Linked DNA regions of Homo sapiens: region 1 is linked to region 2. A link is an interaction called in ENCODE POLR2A ChIA-PET data of the cell type or tissue named here. Cell type or tissue: OCI-LY7. All regions are shown on one strand. Links, peaks and the distances in the headings refer to the core of each region. The heading gives the core; the rest is flanking DNA. Region 1 has its middle 9.3 kb from the start of IMPDH1. Region 2 has its middle 48 kb from the start of METTL2B.

The links. ChIA-PET counts read pairs that join two places held together with the same protein. Peaks named below come from ENCODE experiments on the same cell type or tissue, not always from the same donor. Only the 100,000 strongest peaks of a DNase experiment are listed, where the experiment ranks them.
Region 1: POLR2A ChIA-PET joins it to region 2 with 5 read pairs; 3 of 35 experiments call an interaction of 5 or more read pairs at or near these places.

The regions. Positions count from the first base shown.
Region 1 is chr7:128,413,344-128,425,251 of GRCh38, reverse strand. No RefSeq gene overlaps it. Among named protein-coding and RNA genes, the nearest start is that of IMPDH1, 9.3 kb to the right of the region's middle. In OCI-LY7, for the core only: no CTCF peak of the experiment used is centred there; no DNase peak of the experiment used is centred there.
Region 2 is chr7:128,518,958-128,530,865 of GRCh38, reverse strand. No RefSeq gene overlaps it. Among named protein-coding and RNA genes, the nearest start is that of METTL2B, 48 kb to the right of the region's middle. In OCI-LY7, for the core only: no CTCF peak of the experiment used is centred there; a DNase peak (open chromatin) is centred at 7,385.

The DNA.
Region 1 (11,908 bases), core at 5,281-7,780, 100 kb after region 2:
AGTGAATTAACAATAATACTTCATCCTTTCACTCTGAACACAGCCCGAGGTCAAGTGAAACCAAGTCTCAGGCTGCCAGAGCTCATGTCTGCAGAGTGTGTATGAAAATTCTCAGGGCAGCTGTTTGGCTTCAACTATCATGGTAATAATAGCTTTATGAAGCAACTGCTATGTGCCAGGTGTTTACTTAATATTAATAAACTGCTGTTCCTCATAGCATGTTAACAGAAGTCACTATCATCCTCATTTTTCAGAGGAAGAAACAACCCAGAATGCCTGTCCATGGTCATATAGCTAATATGGAAGGAACTAAGGGTTTCAGCCAGGCTTCTGTCTGCCAAGCTCATGGACATTCACCACATCACTCAGCTAGTCCCCATAACTTTGGCCAAGGGACTCTCTGGGATCTACTCCAAAGCCTCAGGCAGGACTATGGAGGAATATCTTTTCCCACAGCTCCCTGCTCCATCCCACATGATTTGCCCTACAGCATGATGAACCTCAGGTCCAGGGGGGTACCTGCCACCTACTCCCAGAAGTGGAATTAGGGCATGGCTGCAATAAGAATATGAATCCAAGGAATGGAGTAAGGGGCATAAGAGTTGGATTTCCAGCCTGTTTGTTGCTGGACTTAATGGGAACTATGTTTATAAACCATGTGGGCTCTTCCTGAATCTAGAAGAAAGGACAGCTGAAGGGCCTGTGTAGTTGCTGGGCCTCTGCACCCAACCAAGGCTTTCTGTGGCAACTGTGAAGAGGTTGTTGAAGATCCTGGATGGGATTAATCTTTGTAATAATGCAACTCTTTATGGTCGGGCACGGTGGCTCACGCCTATAATCCCAGCACTTTGGGAGGCTGAGGTGGGCAGATCACGAGGTCAGGAGATCAAGACCAGCCTGGCCAATATGGTGAAACCCCATCTCTACTAAAAATACAAAAATTAGCTGGGCATGGTGGCATGCGCCTGTAGTCCCAGCTACTCAGGAGGCTGAGGCAGAAGAATCACTTGAACCTGGGAGGCGGAGGTTGCAGTGAGTCGAGATCGTGCCACTGCACTCCAGCCTGGGTGACAGAGTGAAACTGTGTCTCAAAATAATAATAATAATAATGCAACCCTTTATAAGCACCCTTTTCACTTAGTGTTGCCCTGCATCTTCTAAATCATCAACAGTAATTAGTAATACACATGGTACACATTAAAGCTGTTCACCAAATTTTTCCTCCTCTCTGCCTTCTGGCCACTTGAAAGGATTGTATTCCCTGGTCACTTGTGATTGGGTGTGGCCATGGACTACAGTAGTTGTGGCCAATGGGATTAAGTGGAATTGATGGTATCACTGCTGGCCTGGAGCATTTTATTGACTTTGTGAGACCTTCAGAGCTCTCTTCCCCTCTGCCACAGCTAATGGCACGGTTCCAGATAGTGATTGCTCCATCAGCCTGGGTTTTAGAGTAGCCCCATCTGACCCACAATGGACATGCAGAGTAAATGAGAAATGAATTTTTGTTATGTTATGCCAGTGAGTTAGGTTTTTGCTGTTCTTACTGCAGCATAACCTAGGCTATCCAACTGGTAGATTGGATTTATTAGCCACCTGGCACTGTGCTCTCAGTTAAGGTGGAGTAAATGAATCATTTAAGGAGCAGTAGGTGTGGTAGAAAGAGAATGGATTGGCTGGGCTCCGTGGCTCATGCCTGTAATCCCAGCTCTTTGGGAGGCCGAGGTGGGTAAGTCACCTGAGGTCAGGAGTTCGAGACCAGACTGGCCAACATGGTGAAACCCCATCTCTACTAAAAATACAAAAATTAGCCGGGTGTGGTGGCGGGTGCCTGTAATCCCAGCTACTCAGGAGGCTGAGGCAGGAGAATCACTTGAACCCGGGAGGCAGAGGTTGTAGTGAGCCAATATTGCGCCACTGCACTCCAGCCTGGGTGACAAGGGTGAAACTGCGTCTCAAAAAAAAAAAAAAAATAGAATAATGACTTGTGTTTGTGTAGTTGTTGACACGTTTCAAAGCACTTTTAAGTAACTTACTTCATTGGTTACCTCACCTAGCATTTAATATATTCCACTGCAATGACAATCTTCAGAAAAAAGGGTGTAAACCACTAGGAAACTGAGGCCGAGATGTGACAGGGTCAGGGCCAGGGCAGGGGAAGCTGACACACTCATGCAGAGGGGCCCTGCAGAGAGAGAGCTGCTGCAGAAGCCTCCATCTGCTCACGAGGCCTCCTTCCTCCCGCCTGCCAATGCCAGGATAGGTGCCAGGCCTGGCTCCCATGCCAGCACTCAGGGACACAGTGGCATAGTAGCTATGCATGCAGTGGGCTTGTCACACATATCCCACCCCAGACCCTCCCCTGCTGGCTCAGGATGCTAGGGGCCACAGACATTTGCTCTGTTGCAGGTCGGTGGTGACAGAAGCTTTCTAAACCTCTTCCTAAATCCGCTCTCAGTCTGAGGAGAATCCTTTTTGATATTGTTGGCTAGAAATTGAACAGGACAGTATCTCACAGCATGTCAAGACTACAGGCCAGGTGCAGTGGCTCACGCCTGTAATCCCAGCACTTTGGGAGGCCAAGGTGGGCAGATTGCTTGACCCCAGGAGTTCAAGACCAGCCTGGGCAACATAGTGAGACTGTGGCTCTACAAAAAAAAAAAAGTTTTTAAAATTGCTGGGAATGGTGGTGTGTCCCTGTAGCCCCAGCTACTTCGGAGACTGAGGTAGGAAGATCACTTGAGCCCAGGAGGTTGAGGCTGCAGTGAGCTGTGTTCGTGCCATTGCATGCCAGCCTGGGCAACAGAGGGAGATTCTGTCTCAAAACAAAACAAAACAACAAAAACAAAAAAGACTGCAGATACGAAGTCCTTTTCTCTTTTTTCAGTGTATGCAGGGAGAAGAAGTCCTAGGGCATCCATTCTCCCTCTCTCTCTCTCACACACACACCCCCTACACACACTTACACACACATACAGACACACACTCCTACACACCACACCACATAACACACACACACACCCCACACACACATACACACACACACCCCTACACACACCACACATACCACACCACACACATACACACACACACCCCCCACACACCACAAACACAGACACACACACCCCCACACACCATATCCCCCCCCCCCCACACACATATACACTTTTAGGCCTGCCTGGAAGGTAGGGTAGGATTATGTCAAGGGTTCCACAGCCCTGATGTGGGATAGGGTGAAAAACCACATGGGACTTGTAATGGAAGGGTGACAAGGAGCAGTGAAGAGTGCTTCCTGTGCTCCCAATGAGATCTCACATGGCCTGGGGTCATCAGGCCCACCTCTGTACCTTCAAGGGGGTAGAGGTGTTGCCTGCCCTCCCCACTTCACAGGTGGCTCTGGGCTGAGCTGCAGAGGCACCTGAGCGGGGGTGGGGGGAGGGGTGGGGAATGGCAGTGCTGTGGATACAGCTCCTGGCCTCAGGTAATTAATTAGATGGGGCTGGAGGCCTAGGGCAGGAGGGCCTGGGGATCAGCCAAGAGACCCAGGTCTCCAGGCAGGAAACCCTGGGCACCCACTCACACCCACAACCACCCTGAGGACCGAGGGGTGGAAACAGGAGCACAGGGAATTCCTCTCCAGGTATTGGCTCCTGGGAGGGAGTAGGTTGGGCAGGAGGGAGATAGAACAGCTGTGGGAACCAACAAGGTCTCAAGGCCTGGAAGTAGGGTGGGGAGGTGTCACTTTCAGATGTGCCCTTGGACTGATCAGGCAAGTGGGAGGCTATGCCTGGGGATGGAGGGAGGCTTGGGGGAATGAGGTGGGCCTGTGACTACCTGTCATGTGGCTGGGACCCTACCCTTCTCCTCCCTCTCTCCCACCTTGAGAAGGAAGCCCCGTTCCACCTCCCTGCCCCCTGCCCTCTGTTCTAAAACACAGCAGCCTGCTTGTACCCTATGACCTGCCAAGAGGCAGGGACTTAGGCGACATGGAGGGAGGGTGGGGTTCTTTTTGAACTTGGGGCCCAATTGCCCTCCTGAACATGGACCAGAACAACTTCTGACCCATTTGCACCCTTCAGACTGAAAATCACCCACAGCAGCACCTCCTCCAGGCCAGGCAATGCAGGGACCAGGATGGGGGCCTGCCTTGGTCCCACACATTAGCACCAGCACCCTGTGTCCCTCTGCTTTCAAGCCCTGGGCTGGAGGCAGGAGTGGGTTGGTGTGAAGGCCAGGGTTTGTTGTGGTTCTGATAATGTCAGGGCCTCTCAGGCAAGAGAAATGTGCAGTCTGCACATTGCTTACATTTTTCTTATGAGGCCAGGTTAGGAAATGGTTGAAAATGAAAGCGAGGGAGGGTGAGCACACTATCCTTAAAGACACACTCTTGGTGCCCCCTGTTTCCCTGGGGGTGAGGGAAAGGGTGTCTTGGTGGGGATCCAGGGCAGAAGCAGCTGTGGGCACAGGTGGGAGGAACTGCCATAGCCTCGGCCTAGATGTTTCCTGGATCGGAGATCTCCACCACTGCACCAGCTCTTCATAACCCCAACTTCATCCTCACTGGAGATTGAAAAGCATGCATAGCTGGATGAAACACAGCCAGGCTTTTGGATTACAGTGGTCCCCCTTATCCTCAGAGCATACATTGCAAGACCTCCAGTGGATGCCTGAAACCTCAGATAGTATTGAACCCTACATATACTGTGTTATTTCCATCTGATAACCGGGATGGCTTCTAAGTGACTAAAGCAGGTAGCAGTAGTGTGGATACGCTGAGCAAAGGGATGATTACACCTCTCCAGCAGGTGCAGCGGGATGGCATGAGATATCATCCCACTACTCAGAATGGCATACAATTTAATTTTTTAAAATTAAATTAAATTTTTTTTTTGGAGATAATGTCTCACTATGTTGCCCAGGCTGGTGTCGGACTCCTGGACTCAAATGGTCCTCCTTCCTCAGCCTCCCAAAGTGCTGGGATTACCAGAGTGAGCCACCATGCCCGGTAATGGCTTGCAACTTAAAACTCACAACTTTTCTTTTTTTCTGAAATTTCCCATTTAATATTTTTGAATCTCAGTTGACCGTGGGTAACTGAACCTCAGAAAGTGAAACTGAGGATAAGTGGGGACTACTGTATTTCAGCCCTAGAGGCCAGGGCTGCTGGGATGAGGAGGGGTGAGGGAGAAGAGTCATAGCACTGGTGCCTCGGTCCCTGCTTGCTCCCATGAACCCCCATCCCCTGGACATGGGTGGCTGGCAGGTGTGGGAAGACAGGCCCAGGTTTGGGGCTCCACCTCCTGCATGTCTCTTCGCAGCTGCACCTTCTCCACTGACTTCACCCAGCTCTTCAATGTTTGGCACAGGAGTCAGGGCAGCCCCTGGCAATCCACTTCTTTCTTTCCCCAAATCCCATCCCCTTCTGGCCTAAAACACCTCCAGTTACTTGTTCTTTTATTCTGCCTTTCATTCTCCTTTCCACCCTTTCTGACTATGCTCCAGGCTGCTTTACCTTGGGGTCCCTAAATGTAGAATGGAGAAGAGGGACCCCTGGCAGTCAAAACAGACCCTCAGGAACTGAGGTTGTATAAGAATTCCCTAGGGACCTTGACTGCTCCCTCCTCAGATGCGCACAGGCCTTTGCTCTTCTGTCTCCTCGGAGTGTCTGAGTGGGAAGTTCCCAGTTACCCCTTCACTCCACCCAGTGAGGTTTCTCCCCATTGCTCCTGCTCTGGCAATGCTGAACACCCATCTGCTCCCGCTCCTCCTTTCCCCCACTCTCCCACGCTTGCTGGCATCTCCATTCACAGTGACTGTGCCTCACCGGCCAGAAGCTGTTCCGTGGCTTCTGTACCAGCAGATTCTCTTCTTAACTGGTATTCCATACTGTGTGTCTGTGCTCTTCGGAACATGATTCCATTTTCTACCTGCCTCTGTATGTGTGTGTGTGTGCTGGAGTTTCTACAGGATATCCTTTCAAATAAACAGACACTGAGGTTCCAGAGTAGGACTGCTGGATTTGGGGTAGAAGAAAGCCTTTGTCTGGGCAATGCCCCTGACGGTTTCATTTGGCTCCTGGTGGCTGGTATCAGCACAGGGTGGGCTCAAAGCTCAGGTGAAGTAGATTATACTGGGGAAAGGTCTGGGCCTGGGCAACAGGTGGACTGGCCTCTAGCTCTAGCTCAGAGACAATCACAGGATGCTCTCTCAAGCTTTCTGTGACTTGGTTTCCTCATCTGTCATGTGGAGATAATGTCACCTGCTGACCCACCCCTCAGGCTGTGGAGTGGAGAGAATGCTCCATCCAGGACGGCCTGCTCACTGCTCCCAGAAACCTCCCAGCTCACTCCCCTCCAGCACTCTGTCCATGTTCCCTCCTTGGACTGTTCTCTCTGGGCCCTCTCCCTTCCTAAATCCTAGCTCTTCTTCAAACACAGTCCAATCCTTTCTTCTCTATAAAACCTTGCCTGACTACTCCAGTTGATAGTGTTGGGTTTCTGCTTTCAACTTCTATAACACTCAAGAGTTGGCACTACTCAATGAGCATGTAATTCTTATGTCAGGATTTCTCAACCTCAGCACCATTGGCATTTTGAGCTAGATCATTCTTTGTTGTAGGGTGTCACCCAGTGCATTGTAGGATGTTCAGCAGCACCATTAGATGCTGCCAGCACCCCTCCAGTTGTGACAACCAAAAATGTCTTCAGACACGGCCAAATAAATCCTGGGGGAAAAATGACCCCCAGCTGAGAATCATTACTTTATATTGTTATTTAGCTATTTAGCTTTTTGTTTGTTTTTGAGATGGCGTCTCGCTCTGTCACCCAGGCTGGAGCGCAATGGTGCAATCTTGGCTCACTGCAACCTCCACCTCCCGGGTTCAAGTGATTCTTCTGCCTCAGCCTCCTGAGTAGCTGGGACTACAGGTGCCCGCCACAATGCCCAGCTATTTTTTTTTTTTGTATTTATAGTGGAGACAGTGTTTCACTATGTTGGCCAGGCTGGTCTCGAACTGCTAACCTCAAGTGATCTTCCCCCTTCGGCTTCCCAAAGTGCTGAAATTACAGGTGTGAGCCACCATGCCTGGCCTGTTATTTAGCTTTTAATGTTTCATTTGCCTGGCCAGATTTCTTTGTATGCCCTCATGTGCCTAGCACACTATACATGTCATATGCTCCGTAATTATCTGTTAAACAAATCAGTATACTCTTTTCAAGCATTAAAAGTGCAAGTAGAAAATTAGCTGGGCATGGTGGTGTGCGCCTGTAGTCCTAGCAACTCAGGAGGCTGAGGCAGGGGTGACTGGTTGAGCCCAGGAGTTTGAGGCTGCAGTGAGCTGCGATCGTACCTCTGAACTCCATCCAGCCTTGGTGAAAGAGCGAGATCCTATCTGGAAAAAACAAACAAACAAACAAACAAAACAGGCCAGGCATAGTGGCTCACACTTGTAATCCCAGCACTTTGGGAGGTCGAGGCAGGTGGATCACCTGAGGTAGGGAGTTTGAGACCAGCCTGAGCAACATAGAGAAACCCTGTCTCTACTAAAAATACAAAATTAGCCAGGCGTGGTGGCATATGCCTGTAATCCTAGCTACTCAGGAGGCTGAGGCAGGAGAATCGCTTGAACCTGGGAAGCGGAGGTTGCGGTAAGCCAAGATTGTGCCATTGCACTCCAGCCTGGGCAACAAGAGTGAAATTCCATTAAAACAAAAAATTGCAAGTAGAAGTTATCACAGCTACCTTAGGCCTAAGTTATACTATATGAGATGGAGACATTCATATTTGTTTCTAAAACATTAGTTCACTGTCTTCCCACAATCAGATTGTGGGGAACAATTGTTAGCAAGGAATTTTGCTATGTCTACTGCAGAAATTCCGTTACAATAAGTGTAATATACAACAAAAATATTTCCAAGCTAAAACCCACTTATTTCAAGTGCTATTTACTCAGATTGAACTCTGAATCACAAAATAATTGGAACCATCCTTGGAAGGCCACTGCACTGGGCTGTGATTTGTTTTAGATTATCTGCTGATGTGTTAGGTTCTGTACGCTGGAAGAGGAGAGTTAGTAAGAAGGTATTTAAAAGAATGATTAGCGTGTCTACCTGCCCAGGAAATCTCTCTTGTTTTCTCTCCAGGTTGGGCTATCTCCCTCCTTTTGACCATAAGAGCCCTTTGTGCCCTCTTTTGGCACTGCCTAGGCAGTAGAAGTTAGAAAAGACTCACGAGTTGGAGCAAACAGTCCGGGGGTCTTACCTGGCCTCCACCAATCATCGTTGTCTGACTGTGGAAAACCTGCTTAAGCTTCCTGAGCTTCAGTTTCCTTGCCTGAGAAATAGACATAAATAATAAAATGCAGTGAGGATTAATGAGGAAAGTATGCCAAGTGCCTCTCCTTGTGTCTGACACATACTCAATTGACATTGGTCTTCTTTCTACCATTAGTGTTGGTCTCATAGCTATCCTTGCTTTTTCCATCCCCCTCATTCTTTGCACTCCTCTAACACCTAGCACAGTGCCTTGCCCATAGTGGGAGCTCCATACAGGAGCATTTTTGATGAAAGGACTCAGCTCTTGACTCCAGGAAGTCTGGAAGGTGAGGGAGTGCAGACAGACTAGCACTTGGACTGACCTGACTATCACCCCCTCAATCTTGTAGCCCATGTTAATTGATTTTTTGTTTGTTTGTTTGAGACAGGGTCTCACTCTGTCGCCCAGGCTGGAGTACAGTGGTGCAGTCTCAGCTCACTGCAGCCTCAACCTCCCAGGCTCAAGTGATCCTCCCGCTCAGGCTCCTGAGTAGCTGTGACCACAGGGTGCGCCACCATGCCCAGCTAATTTTTGTATTTTTTGTAGAGATGGGGTTTTGCTATGTTGCCCAGGCTGGTCTTGAACCCCTGAGCTGAAGTGATACTCCCACCTTGGCCTCCCACGGTGCTGGGATTACAGGCGTGAGCCACCATGCCCGGCCTGCATTCTAATCCTATAAGTATATTCGACTCATATATTTTTTCCAGCTGGAAAGAACTTTCTACATTATTTAATCCAAGAATCTCATTTCTCAGATTAGGAAACTGAGGCCCAGTGAGGATACATAGCTCTTTCATGTACAAAAGATTGAAACAGTCTATTGTCCTCATGCCTTTAGAAGATTAAATAGTTTGCTTTAGTTCCAATTTTTTTTTTTTTTTTTTCAGACAGTCTCGCTCTGTCACCCAGGCTGGAGTGCAGTGGTGCAGTCTTAGCTCACTGCTGCCTCCACTTTCCATGTTCAAGCAATCCTCCACCTTAGCCTCCTGAGTAGCTAGGATTACAGGTGTGTGCCACCATGCCTGGCTAATTTTTGTATTTTTAGTAGAGATGGGGTTTAACCATGTTGGCTAGGCTGGTTTCAAACTCCTGACCTCATGTGATTCGCTTGTCTTGGCCTCCCAAAGAACTGGGATTACAGGCATGAGGCACTGCACCGGTCTAGTTCTAGCTTTTGTCTAGTAGTTCCTCTAGACCAGAAGCTCTCAATCTCAGCACTATTGATATTTGGGGTCAAATAATTATTTATTGTGAAAAGCCATTGTAGGATATTTAGCAGCATCCCTGGCCTCTACCCACTAGATGCCGTGAATACACCCTTTCTCCCCTTAGTCATAACAATAAACAATGCCTCTAGACATTGCCAAATGTCCCACAGAGAACTACTGGCTTAGCCATTACTGTAGGTAAAATCCCTTCATATGAAATGCTGAGGCCCTCAGGTTATTCCATCACAATATGATTGCTTTAATGAATAGTTTGCTAGCAAATCTCATTTGTAGCCAACCAGCTCTGGAGATAAGGCAGAGCTGCTCTGTATTGCGTGCCAGGTCTCAGCCACTACTCGAGTACTCTCATTATGTATGTGTGTTCATTTATGTGTTATATTCTGCCTACCTCCAGGAGCTTTTAAAGTGGCCCCAAAGCATTTCTTTCTCAGAACATCTGGCCCTGTCTGTGTGTTGCCTGGGTGTCTGGGCTGTGTGGAGGGGTGTCCTTCTCTGCTAGAGCACTTCCCACATTGTCTTCTAGTTGCCTGCTCGTCTCCCAGCCCCCTGGACTTTAAGGCCCGTGACAGTAAAAACAATGAACATCTTGCTCACCATTATACTCCCAGCATCTAGTTGGCACATGAGAGGTGCCCAATAAACATTTGTTGAATGGCTATATAATAGAAATTATGTATTATATTTAGCTGGGGGTCAAAAGTATAGAAGTTAGATACAGCTTACTTAGTTTACAATAATCATTACTTGCGTTTATTAAGAGCCTACTATGTACCAAGAACTTTACATGTGTTATCTTGTTAATTATAAAACAACCTTATAGACAGTATTAGCTCCATTTGAAAGATGAGGAAACTGTGGCTCAGAGAGAGTTCATGACTTGGGTAATTATATAGTAAGCCCAGATTTGGACCAAGGCCCACCTAATTGCAGAATCTAGCCCTAGTCTGCTTTGATATATGATGGGTCTTCAAAAAGTTCATGGAAAATGTATATTATGAAAAAAACTATGCCTGGACTTCAATTTTTTTGCAACAAAATACATTCATACTAACTTTTTATAACATGTCTGAACAGGATCTAGTTTGAGGCACTGCAAAGGATAAGACATCAGATTGAAAAGAGCTCTATCGGCCGGGCACGGTGGCTCATGTCTGTAATCCCAGCACTTTGGGAGGCCGAGGTGGGCAGCTCACGAGGTCAAGAGATCGAGACCATCCTGGCTAACACGGTGAAACCCCGTCTCTACTAAATATACAAAAAATTAGCCGGGCGTGGTGGCGGGTGCCTGTAGTCCCAGCTACTCAGGAGGCTGAGGCAGGAGGATGGCATGAACCTTGGAGGCGGAGCTTGCAGTGAGCCAAGATTGCACCACTGCACTCCAGCCTGGGTGACAGAGCTAGACTCTGTCTCAAAAAAAAAAAAAAAAAAAAAAAGAGCTCCTATCAAAGCAAAGGAATTCTGCTAATATTGAAGCAAGAACAAACATTAAATATATGATGAAGTTTAGGTGGAAGAATGATGAAATTCCTGATGCTTTATACACAGTTTATGGGGACAATGCTCCAGCGAAATCAGCAGTTTACAAATGGATAACTTGTTTTAAGAAGGGTTAAGATGTTGAAGATGAAACCCAAAGCAGCAGACCATCTACATCAACTTGCAATGAAAAAATTAATCTTGTTTGTGCCACAACTGAAGAGGCTGATGATTAATAGCAAAAACAATAGCCAACATCATAGACATCTCAATTGATTCAGTTTACACAATTCTGACTGAAAAAAATTAAAATTGGGCAAACTTTCCACTCAATGGGTGCCAAAACTCTTCCTCAATGGCAGGTAAGGGATGTGGAAAATCTATTTTTCTCCCATCTAAGTTGAAGTCTGTTGAGTAGGCAAAGGCAGATGGATAGTATCTTCCACCTATCTGGCCCTAGCTTGGGAGGTCTGTGCCCAAAGCAGCCACAGATAAGAGCAGAGCTTTCAATGGAAATTTTAAAAACATGCGATCAAGATGCTGAAGCATTTCTTTGAAGACTTGTAATAAGAGATGAAACATAGCTTTCCCATTACAATCCTGAAGACAAAGCACAATCAAAGCAATGGCTACTAAGAGGTGTAAGTGGGTCCAGTTGGACTGGTCAAGAGCAAAGGTTGTGGCAACAGTTAATTGAGATGCACAAGGCATTTTTCTTGCTGACTTTCTGAAGGGCCAAAGAATGATAACATCTGCTTATTTTGAGAGTGTTTTGAGAAAGTTAGGCAAACCTTTAGCAGAAAAATGCCCCGGGGAAAGCTTCAACAGAGAGGGCTCTTCTCCATCACAGTGCTCTTGCTCACTCCTCTCATCAAACAAGGGCAATTTTT
Region 2 (11,908 bases), core at 6,009-8,508:
CCCTGCCCAACCCCTCGGCTCCGCGAGTTTGGGTGAGAAGTGCGGCGGCTTTTCCCAGGGATGGAGTTTAGAGGACGCTAATCCTATGTGCGAGCGGCGGACCCCGCCCGGATTTCCCGGAGGCGCCCGGTTAGTGAGGCGACGGCGCCCACCCGCGTTCGCGGGCTCCCGACCGCCACTCCCCGGAGCCGCCGGCCCGCCCCAGCCCCGCGCGTCGCCCCGGAGGGCGGGCTGCACTCCCTCCACGCACCTGGCTGGCAGAGCGTCTCCAGGGACAAAAGGTGCCCTGGCATCAAAGCCGAGCCCCCGCCCCCGCCGGGATGCTGCCCTCCGGAAGGAGGGGCGCTGCCCCCAAGGTACTCTCCCCGGGCACCCAGGGGGAGGTTCCATTTCAACCTCCGATGAAAAACACGGCCCTCCCGGGTATTTAGGAGGGTCTGAGGGTAAGTGCCAAGATGGAGAAAACACACCGGCCCCTCACAGAGTATCTCCTGAGGAATGACAACTATCTAGTGGGCAAGGAGGGCTTCCTGCATAGCAGAGGGCACCCCCTCTGATCCCCCAACGCCAAGGGAAAAAAATCACTCTTCACCGGCTCCCCTGAGCCAGGACAGGCTCCAGTGCAGCCACCCACCTTATAATTTTCCGCGGATGCTGCCTTGATCAGATAGATCTGAAGATGACTTTAAGGACTACAAGCAAATCTCAAGGGAAAAATTCAGACCTTGAACAACAGCCTTGAACTTTTTCAGGGTTAGACAAGTACTCCCCTGTGGAGTTTCTGCCCTTATTTCTTCGTTCTTCTGTTAATTCTTCCATATTTTAACAGAACACAGACCTGCCGAAACGACACAGGATGGCGCTTTGCTTTTTGTTAGTTCTCCAACCTTCCAAACCCTTGGGGCACATGCAAGCACTGTGGAAAAACTCCATTAAACCAAGAGTCATCTTACTCCAGATCCCAGACTGCTTGGGAAGTTGGACATGCATATTCCCAAAGAGAACAGTGTTGGAAGGAGACAGGAGAGCAGCTCGGGGGTTGGGGGTAGAGGGTAGGAAAAGAGGGCAAGATGGATGACTACCACTCGAGGCCAGCCTCCACTGCCTGTTAGGGCAGTAGAACCTAAGAGCCGGTCCAAGGCAACACAAAAGACAGTGAGGCTAGGTCTTTCATTGCAGCCAACGATCAAGAAAGCAACTCCATCAAATGACACTGTCTTTTAAAAAAAAATTTTTTTTTTGAGACAGAGTCTCGCTCTGTCGCCCAGGCTGGAGTGCAGTGGTGCGATCTTGGCTCACTGCAACCTCTGCCACCCGGGTTCAAGCAGTTCTCCCTGCCTCAGCCTCCTGAGTAGCTGAGATTACAGGCACGCGCTACCAGGCCCGGCTAATTTTTTTTTTTTTTGGTGGAGTCGAGGTTTTGCCATGTTGGCCACGTTGGTCTCGAATTCCTGACCTCAGGTGATCCGCCCATCTCAGCCTCCCAAAGTGCTGGGATTTCAAGCGTTAGCCACCGCGCCCGACCAAATGACACTGTCTTAAATGATTTAATGTCTTAAATCGGGAAAGGAGAGTAAGAGAAAGCACTCAACGGAGTCAGAGGTGTCTTGCAGCCTAGCTCTTTCCACAGACAAGCTACATGGGCCTATCATCTAACCTTTTCAAGCTTCTCCGACTGCTTCTGTGTTGGAGGGATTTGGGCTAGAGGATCTTTTTATTTTTTTTTATTTTATTTTGGTGACGGAGTCTCTCACTGTCGCCCGGGCTGAAGTGCAGTGGCGCAATCTCAGCTCACTGCAACCTCTTTCTCCTGGGTTCACGCGATTCTCCTGCCTCAGCCTCCCAACTAGCTGGGATTACAGGCGCACACCACCACACCTGGCCTATTTTTTGTATTTTTAGTAGAGACGGGGTTTCACTATGTTGGCCAGACTGGTCTCGAACTCCTGACCTCGTGATCTGCCCACCTCGGCCTCCCAAAGTGCTGTGATTACAGGCATGAGCCACCGCACCTGGCCTGTGATCCCATTTTTCAAAGTAATTAGGCTGGGTGCAGTAGCTCACGCCTGTAATCCCAGCACTCTGGGAGGCCAAAGCGGGTGGATCACTTGAGGCCAGCAGTTCGAGACCAGCCTGGCCAACATGGTGAAACCCTGTGTCTACTAAAAATACAAAAATTAGCTCGGCATAGTGGCACGTACCTGTACTTTCAGCTACTTGGGAGGTTGAGGCAGGAGAATTCGCTTGAACCCGGGAGGCAGAGGTTGCAGTGAGCCAAGATGGCACCACTGCACTCCATTCTGGGTGACAGAGTGAGACCCTGTCTCAAAAATAATGATAATAAAATAAAAGTAATTATTTAAGGCTGGGAGCGGTGGCTCATGCCTGTAATCACAGCACTTTGGGAGGCCGAGGTGGGTGGATCATGAGGTCAGGAGGTCGAGACCATCCTGTCTAACACAGTGAAACCCTGTCTCTACTAAAAATACAAAAAAATTAGCCAGGCATGGTGGCGGGCGCCTGTAGTCCCAGCTACTCGGGAGGCTGAGGCAGGAGAATCGCTTGAACCCAGAAGGCGGAGGTTGCAGTAAGCCGAGATCACACCACTGCACTCCAGCCTGGGTGACAGAGCGAGACTCCGTCTCAAAAAAAATTATTATTATTATTTAAAATAATCATTGGGCCTGGTGCGGTGGCTCACACCTGTAATCCTAGCACTTTGGGAGGCCAAGGCGGGCGGATCACGAGGTCAGGAGATTGAGATCCAACCTGGCCAACATGGTGAAACCCCATCTCTACTAAAAATATTTTTTTAATTAGCTGGGCGTGGCGGCGGGCACCTGTAATCCCAGCTAGTCGGGAGACTGAGGCAGGAGAATCGCTTGAACCTGGGAGTCGAAGGTTTCAGTGAGCCGAGGTCGTGCCACTGCAATCCACCTGGCCAACAGAGCAAGACTCTGTCTCTAAAATAATAATTTTTATTATTGTTATTCTTGACAGGCCAGTGTAGAACAGGTGGGGCATCTATGGTGACAGAACTGGGTTCCAATTCTGTCCCTTCACCTGTCCCAGGTTCCTCATCTGAAAACTGTGACCCAGTAAACCTAATTTCATGAGCAGCTTTCATTAAAATTGAAATAATGGTGGAAAATGCCTTGTAACCGTGCTTGATGTAGAGTAGTTACTTAGCCAGTTATTTCCTCTCTTCTTCCCATTCCTAACAAAATGGAAAAACGTTTGGTTGCTAGGAAAGAGCCTTAAGGGGATTTTGTTGTTGTTTGACTCTATCGCCCAGGATGGAGTGCAATGGCACAATCTCTGCTCAGTGCAACCTCCGCCATAGACAGGAGCCAAGCGTAGTGGTGTGCACCTGTCGGTAGTTCCAGCCTCTTAGGAGGCTGAGGCAGGAGGATTGCTTGAGGCCAGGAGTTTGAGTCTAGCTTGGGCAATATATTGAAACCTTGTCTCTTAAAAAAAAAAAAAAAAAAGAGGCCAGGTGTGGTGGCTCACACCTGTAATCCCAGCACATTGGGAGGCCGAGGCAGTGGATCACTTGACACCAGGAGTTCGAGACCAGCCTGGGCAACATGCAAACTTATGTCTTTTAGGCCGGGCGCGGTGGCTCACACCTGTAATACCAGCACTTTGGTAGGCCGAGGCGGGCAGATCACGAGGTCAGGAGATCGAGACCATCCTGGCTAAGATGAAACCCAGTCTCTACTAAAAATAAAAAAAAATTAGCCGGGTGTGGTGGCTGGCGCCTGTAGTCCCGGCTACTTGGGAGGCTGAGGCAGGAGAATGGCATGAACCCAGGAGGTGGAGTTTGCAGTAAGCCAAGACAGCACCACTGCACTCCAGCCCAGGCAACAGAGCTAGACGCCCTCTCAAAAAAAAAAAAAAATTACATCTTTAAAAAAAAATGCAGGGCCGGGTGCGGTGGCTCATGCCTGTAATCCCAGCACTTTGGGAGGCCGAGGCGGGCGAATCACGAGGTCAGGAGATCGAGAGCATCCTGGCTAACACAGTGAAACCCTGTCTCTAGTAAAAATACAAAAAATTAGCCAGGCGTGGCAGCATGCGTCTGTAGTCCCAGCTGCTGGGGAGGCTGAGGCAGGAGAATGGCGTGAACCCAGGAGGCAGAGCTTGCAGTGAGCCAAGGTCCCGCCACTGCACTCCAGCCTGGGCGACAGAGCGAGACTCGGTCTCAAAAAATAATAATTAACAAAAAAAAAAAAATACAAAAGTTAGTTGCACATGTTGCCATATGCTCGTGGTCCCAGCTACTCAGCAGGCTGAGGTTGGGAGATCACTTGAGCCCAGAAGGTGGAGGTTGCAGTGAGCTGAGAACCCACCATTGTACTCCAGCCTGCGTGTCAGTGAGATTCTGTCTCAAAAAAAAAAAGAAAAGAAAAAAAATCTAGGCTATGCTCCCTAGTATGGGAAATCTAGTCTAGTCATTTGACAGAATCAGGCTTTGCAGGCCATATTGTCTCTGTCGTAACTACCAACTCTGCTGGTTAAAAGGGAAGTAGCCACAAACAATATCTGAATGATGGATTATGGCTGTGTTCCAATAAAACTTTATTTGCAAAAACAGGTTGCTGGTTGCAAGGTAGTTTTCCAACCTCTACGTGATTCTCAGACTTTAGGTTGCATCATAATCACCTGGAGGGCTTGTTCAAACGCAGATTGCTGGGCCCCACCCCCAGAATTTTTGATTCAGCCAGTCTGGGGTGGGGCTGATATTTGTATTTCTACCAACTTTCCAGGTGAGGCTGGCTGATGATGGTCTGGAAACCACTTTGAAAACCTCTGAAGCTTTTCTCAACTCCCTTCTTTGTGTACCTAAAACACTTTATCCCTACTGTAGATGTAGCATTAGCGTGTTATATTAGTTTAGTGATTGGTGTGTGGGTCTCTGGGAGCCTTTCTGAATCACCTCCCTAGCCTAGTGCCTGACAATAGCAATTTGCTCCCCATTCATTGACTGAACTGAAACCGGAGGGTCATGGTCATCATCATTGTTCCAAGCCATAGATAGAAGATGAAGTCACCACCCCTGATCTCAGAGCTCATCAGAGTAGAGCTTGGGCTGGACCCTGCCCTTCTCTGCAGTGAGCAGTTTTCTCTGTGGAGCTCTGTGCAACCTGGAGCCAGTCCTGCCTGGGGTAAGAGGAAAAAAGACTCCTTCCCCCCAGCCCCACAGCCTGTACGCAAACACACCGGGAGACATGACCTGCTCAGAGGAGACCTGGAACCAAGGGAATAAAATGAGAGTGGGTTGGGGGCTGCTGTTAGTTATTTTTTGCTTGTAAGTGGACAATTTGTGGTGTGGTGTGTGAATTTGGGGTCTTAAATCCAGATAGCTGTCTGCTGTGGACAGCCACTGTTTCTGAATTACAGGGCATTTCAAGTGACCTGTGGTCAGGATGTTTTCTCAGATCAGGCAAAATCAATTGGTCCTGATAATAACCAGGGGAGTTGTACTTTCCCTATCTTGAGTAGAAGAAGCCACAGCTCCCGGGTCCACCTGCCTCTCCTGACTGCCCACCTCCTGGCTTTTTCTTTTTCTTTTTTTTTTTTTTTTTTTTGAGACGGGGTCTTGCTCCATTGCCTAGGCTGGAGTGCAGTGGTGCGATCTCAGCTCACTGCAACCTGGGCCTCCTGGGTTCAAGAGATTCTCCTGCTTCAGCCTAGCGAGGAGCTGGGATTACAGACGCGCGCCACCTCGCCCAGCTAATTTTTTTATATTTTTAGTAGAGACGGGGTTTCACCGTGTTAGCCAGGATGCTCTCGATCTCCCGACCTCGTGATCTGCCCGCCTCGGCCTCCCAAAGTGCTGGGATTACAGGTGTGAGCCACCGTGCCCGGCCGGCCTCCTGGCTTTTATCCTGGGGGCACTGCAAGTAGAGCCAGGCATGTGGCCCATGCATCCTTCCCAGCCTCTTTCCTGCTGGGCATGGAGGAGGAGGCACTGCCAGGAGCTCCCCACAGACAGGCGCTGCTTACTGATGGGTTGGCTGCAAACTGTAGGCATAACAGTTACCTTCCTCTTCACAACCCCCAGGCCTGACGAGGCTTACATGGGAATTGCTTTGATTTGTGAAGTCTTAAGACTATACTGCTGGGCGAGGTGGCTCAAGCCGGTAATCCCAGCACTTTGGGAGGCTGAGGCGGGCGGATCACGAGGTCAGGAGATCAAGACCATCCTGGCTAACACAGTGAAACCCTGTCTCTACTAAAAACACAAAAAATTAGCCGGACATGGTGGGGGGGTGCCTGTAGTCCCAGCTACTTGGGAGGCTGAGGCAGGAGAATGGCACGAACCCGGGAGGCAGAACTTGCAGTGAGCCGAAATCACACCACTGCACTCTGCACTCCAGCCTGGGTGACAGAGCGAGACTCTGTCTTAAAAAAAAAAAAAAAAAGACTATACTACCTAATCTTCCATGCCTCGCTCTTTCCACATTAATAGACAAAACCAGGAAAAAGGACTGCTTCCCCTCCAGCTCTTGATTGGGCTCCATAAGAACTGCCAAAAGGCCAGGCAGCATTTGCTACTCTTCTGGGGTTCACTTCTGAAAGGTGCGACCCTGCAACCTAGAGCACAGGGAAGTTAGGACAGCAAAGGAGCTGGGCTGAGCCGACGCTGGCTTAGAACTCTTTCTGATACTCCCTGTTCCCGCCAGCTCGTTAGCCCAGCCTGCCAATCAGTTTTGCATCAATAAACTTTATGTTCTGAGGTTGGCCAGATGAATGAGAGGAGAGCAGCTAAAGACTGATCTCTGACCTTGGCACGTAAACAGCCTCCAGATTGGACTTGACAGTTAATAAAGGAAAGGCCCTGCAATTCTCTGATGTCTTTTTGCCTTAATTAGATTGAGCATTCAAAGGCTATGGGGAAATCTTCCATTTGAAGAGAAAGACCTCACAAGACAGGAAGTCACTTCACTCATTCATTCTTTCAGACTGTCAATCATTCGGTCTACAGTCACTGGCATTTGTCAAATGCCCTATTACCTGTGCTCAGCACTATGCTAACTGCTTTTGAGTCGAGTGGCTGCAAGAATTCCAGAAGTCCATGCCGTGCTCTTCTGGAAGACTGCACAGCCAGGCAGTCAAGAGCACAAGCTTCAGTTTAACATATCTGAGCTCAAATCCTGATTCTGCCATGTGACTTTTGGCAAGTTATTTAAACTCTCTGCCTTTAGTTTCCTCTTGGAGTAAATAATACCAACTTCCACAGGTTGTCATCAAGGCCAAGTGAGACCATCTGTGTAAAGTGGGCAGCACAGAGCCTGGTCGTTGGCAGGTGCCTGGTGGCCATGAACATGACAGTGCCTGCACTTGGCTGAACTGTCAGGCCGAAAAGCCTCCCTTCCTTCCTTCTCTCACCTCCCCCATTCCTGGCATGCTGCCAGTCACTGGGGAGCTGATGATGACTCACAATCCCTGCCCTCAGTGATATTATAAATCTATTGTTGGCCGAGCACTGTGGCACAATGCTTGTAATCCCAGCACTTTTGGGAGGCTGAGGCAGAAGGATCACTTGAGGCCAGAAGTTTGAGACCAGCTTGGGCAACATACCAGGATACCATCTCTACCGAAAATTTAAAAATTAGCCAGGCATGGTGGTGTGCACCTGTAGTCCTAGCTACTTGGGAGTTGGGAGGCTAAGGCAGAAGGATCGTTTGAGCCTCGCAGTTCAGGGTTACGGCCTGGGTGAAAGAGGGAGACCCTGTCCCTTTAAAAATAAAAATAAACTATTGGCCAGGCATGGTGGCTCACGGCTGTAATACCAGGACTTTGGGAGGCTGAGGCAGGTGGATCACTTGAGGCCTGGAGTTCAAGACCAGCCTGGCCAACAGAGTGAAACCCTGTCTCTACTAATAATACAAAAAATTAGCCAGGCGTGGTGGCACATGCCTATAATCCCAGCTACTCAGGAGGCTGAGGCAGGAGAATTGCTTGAACCTGGGAGGCAGAGGTCGCAGTGAGCCGAGATCGCACTGCTGTACTCCAGCATGGACCACAGTGGGAGACTCCCTCTCAAACGCGCGCGTGCACACACACACACACACACACACACACACACACCAAAAAACAGGACGGCCGGGCACAGTGGCTCCTGCCTGTAATCCCAGCACTTTGGGAGGCCGAGGTGGGCAGATCATGAGGTCAGGAGTTTGAGACCAGCCTGGCCAATATGGTGAAACCCTGACTCTACTAAAAATACAAAAATTAGCCGGGCATCATGGCACGTGCCAATAGTCCCAGCTACTTGGGAGGCTGAGGCAGAAAAATCGCTTGAACCTGGGAGGTGGGAGGTTGCAGTGAGCGGAGATCATGCCACTGCACTCCAGCCTGGGCAATAGAGTGAGACTCAGTCTCAAAAAAAAAAAAAAGAAAGAAAGAAAGAAATCCCTGAACCCTTTCACGCTATATTTGCTCGCACGTACAGGTTTCTTCAGTGTTAACCGTGTTCATCACATTGATGTGCTGTTTCACTTCATGCTGTGTGATGTGAACTTCAGCCAGAGCAAGGAGAAAGCAGTATATACTCTGAAAAGGACCCCGCACCGTGTTCACCCAAACAGCACCTTCTCATGCATCTCAGAGCCTTCGGCCTCTGGGCCACCTCCTCACTCCCCCAGGGGTGCTCTGAAGCCTTAAGCAGTCTGCTTTTCTTTTTCTTTTCTTTCTTTCTTTTTTTTTTTTTAACAGAGTCTCGCTCTTGTTGCCCAGGCTGGAGTGCAGTGGTGTGATCTTGGCTCACTGCAACCTCTGCCTCCCGGGTTCAAGCGATTCTCCTGCCTCAGCCTCCCGAGTAGCTGGGATTACAAGCATGCGCCACCACACCTGGCTAATTTTGTATTTTTAGTAGAAATGGGGTTTCTCCATGTTGGTCAGGCTGGTCTCCAACTCCCGACCTCAGGTGATCCACCTGCGTCAGCCTCCCAAAGTGTTGGGATTACAGGTGTGAGCCACCACACCTGCCTCTCTTTTTTTTCTTTTTCTTTTCTTTTCTTTTTTTTTTTTTTTTTGAGAAGGATTCTCGCTCTGTCACCCAGACTGGAGTGCAGTGGCGAGATCTGGGCTCACTGCAACCTCCACCTCCCGGGTTCAAGCGATTTTCCTGCCTCAGCCCTCTGAGTAGCTGAGACTACAGATGCCCACCACCACGCCCACCTAATTTTTTGTATTTTTAGTAAAGACGGGGTTTCACCGTGTTAGCCAGGATGGTCTCACTCTCCTAACCTCATGATGTGCCTGCCTCGGCCTCCCAAAGTGCTGGGATTATAGGCGTGAGCCACCGTGCCTGGCCAGCAGTCTGCCTTTCATGTGCCTCTTTGTATTTACTGGTTTTTTTGTTTTTGTTTTTTGGTTTTTTTTTTTTTTGGAGACAGAGTCTCACTCTGTCACTCAGGATGCTGGAGTGCAGTGGCACAATCTTGGCTCACTGCAGTCTCTGCCTCCTGGGTTCAAGCAATTCTCCTGCCTTGGCCTCCTGAGTAGCTGGGACTACAGGCACATGCCACCACACCCGGCTAATTTTTGTATTTTTATTAGATACAGGGTTTCGCCATATTGGTCATGCTGGTCTCGAACTCCTGACCTCAGGTGATCTGCCCACCTCAACCTCCCCAAGTGCTGGGATTACAGGCATGAGCCACCATGCCTGGCCTTCTTGTATTTATTGGTTTTAATCCTCAATTAGAAACCTCTTAGGCAATTGTCTAGTTTTTACTAGCTATCCCTAATTCTTTTTTTTTTAAGTGAAATCAAGTTTATTAAGTAAGTAAAGGAATAAAAGAATGGCTACTCCGCCGGGTGCAGTGGCTCACGCCGGTAATCCCAGCACTTTGGGAGGCCGAGGCGGGGGGATCACAAGGTCAGGAGTTCAAGACCAGCCTGGCCAAGATGGTGAAACCTCGTCTCTACTAAAAATACAAAAATTAGCCAGACGTGGTGGTGGCGCATGCCTGTAATCCCAGCTACATGGGAGGCTGAGGCAGAGAATCGCTTGAACCTGGGAGGCGGAGGTTGCAGTGAGCCGAGATCGCGCTATTGCACTCCAGCCTGGGTGACAAGAGCAAAACTCCGTCTCAAAAAAAAAAAAAAAAAAAAGGAATGGCTACTCCATAGGCAGAGCAGCCGCTATCCTTAATTCTTAAATAACCCAGGCTCGTGCTATTCAGTATATGCTTCCCATCACTTCCTAAAGGGACCATGAGCGTACAGGAGTTCAGAGTCCTTTGAGATCTCCTAGTTCAATCTCCTCATGTTACAGATGGAGAAACTGAGTCTTGGAGGAGTGGGGACTTAATCTTTCCTCTTGTCTCCCTCCCTAAACCAATAAACAATCTTCACCCAGATCGTCAACACAAACCCACAAACCTCACCAGTTTTTCCCTGCGGGAACCTCCCCATTGCTCTCCTGGCCCTTCTTAGCAGAGAGCCTCATATCCTACGTAGAGGAGAGAGGGGAAGTCATCAGACAGGAACGCCCTCCACCAAGTTGCCCGTCTGACGTGTGGCCGCCCACACTGGGCAAAGGCCACCCTCCAGGCCCTCACTCTGGGCCATCCACCTGCTCCTCCAGGATTCTGCCCTGCACCTCTCACCCCTGGCTGACATAATCACCTTCTCCTCCTCCCTTCCATGAGCATTGCTTTCAACACACACTCATGCTCCCATTCTTCAAAAAATTTATCAATTGTATGAAACTTTCTCCTGACCCTGCTAGTCACCCTTCCTTTTTGTAATTAAAATTAAAAAAAATTTTTTTTTGAGGCGGAGTCTCACTGTCGCCCAGGCTGGAGTGCAGTGGCGCGATCTGCCTCCCGGGTTCATGCCACTCCTGCCTCAGCCTCCCGAGTAGCTGGGACTACAGGCGCCCGCCACCATGCCCAGCTAATTTTTTGTATTTTTAGTAGAGACGGGGTTTCACTGTGTTAGGATGGTCTCAATCTCCTGACCTCGTGATCTGCCTGCCTCGGCCTCTCAAACTGCTGGGATTACAGGCGTGAGCCACGGCGCCTGGCCTCTTTTTTTTTTTTTTTTTTTTTTGAGACAGATTCTCGCTCTGTTGCCGAGGCTGGAGTGCAATGGTGCGATCCTGGCTCACCGCAACCTCCACCTCCTGGGTTCAAGCTATTCTCCTGCCTCAGCCTCCCAAGTAGCTGGGATTACAGGCGCCCACCACCACGCCCGGCTAATTTTTGTATTTTTATTAGAGACAGGGTTTCACCATGCTGGCCAGGCTGGTCTTGAACTCCCGACCTCAGGCGATCCGCCCGCCTCGGCCTCCCAAAGTGCTGGGATTACAGGCGTGAGCCATCGTGCCCAGCAAGCCCAGCTAATTTTTGTATTTTTAGTAGAGATGGGGTTTCACCATGTTGGCCAGGCTGGTCTTGAACTCTTGACCTCAAGTGATCTGCCGGCCTCAACCTTCCAAAGTGCTGGGATGACAGGCGTGAGCCACCGCACCCAACTTAGTTTTTTTTTTGGAGACAGGGTCTCACTCTGTCATCTAGGCTGGAGTGCAATGGCAAGATCTAGCTCACTGCAACTTCTGCCTCCTGTGTTCAAGCTACTCTCCTGCCTCAGCCTCCGGAGTAGCTGGGATTACAGGCAGGCGCCCGCAACCACACCCGGCTAATTTATTTATTTATTTATTTATTTAAATTTTTTTGAGACAGAGTTTTGCTCTTGTTGCCCAGGCTGGAGTGCAATGGCGAATCTCAGCTCACTGCAACCTCTGCCTCCTGGGTTTCAAGTGATTCTCCTGCCTCAGCCTCCCACGTAGCTGGGATTACAGGCATGCACCACCACAGCCGGTTAATTTTTTGTATTTTTAGTAGAGACGGGGTTTCACCATGTCAGCCAGGCTGGTCTTGAACTCCTG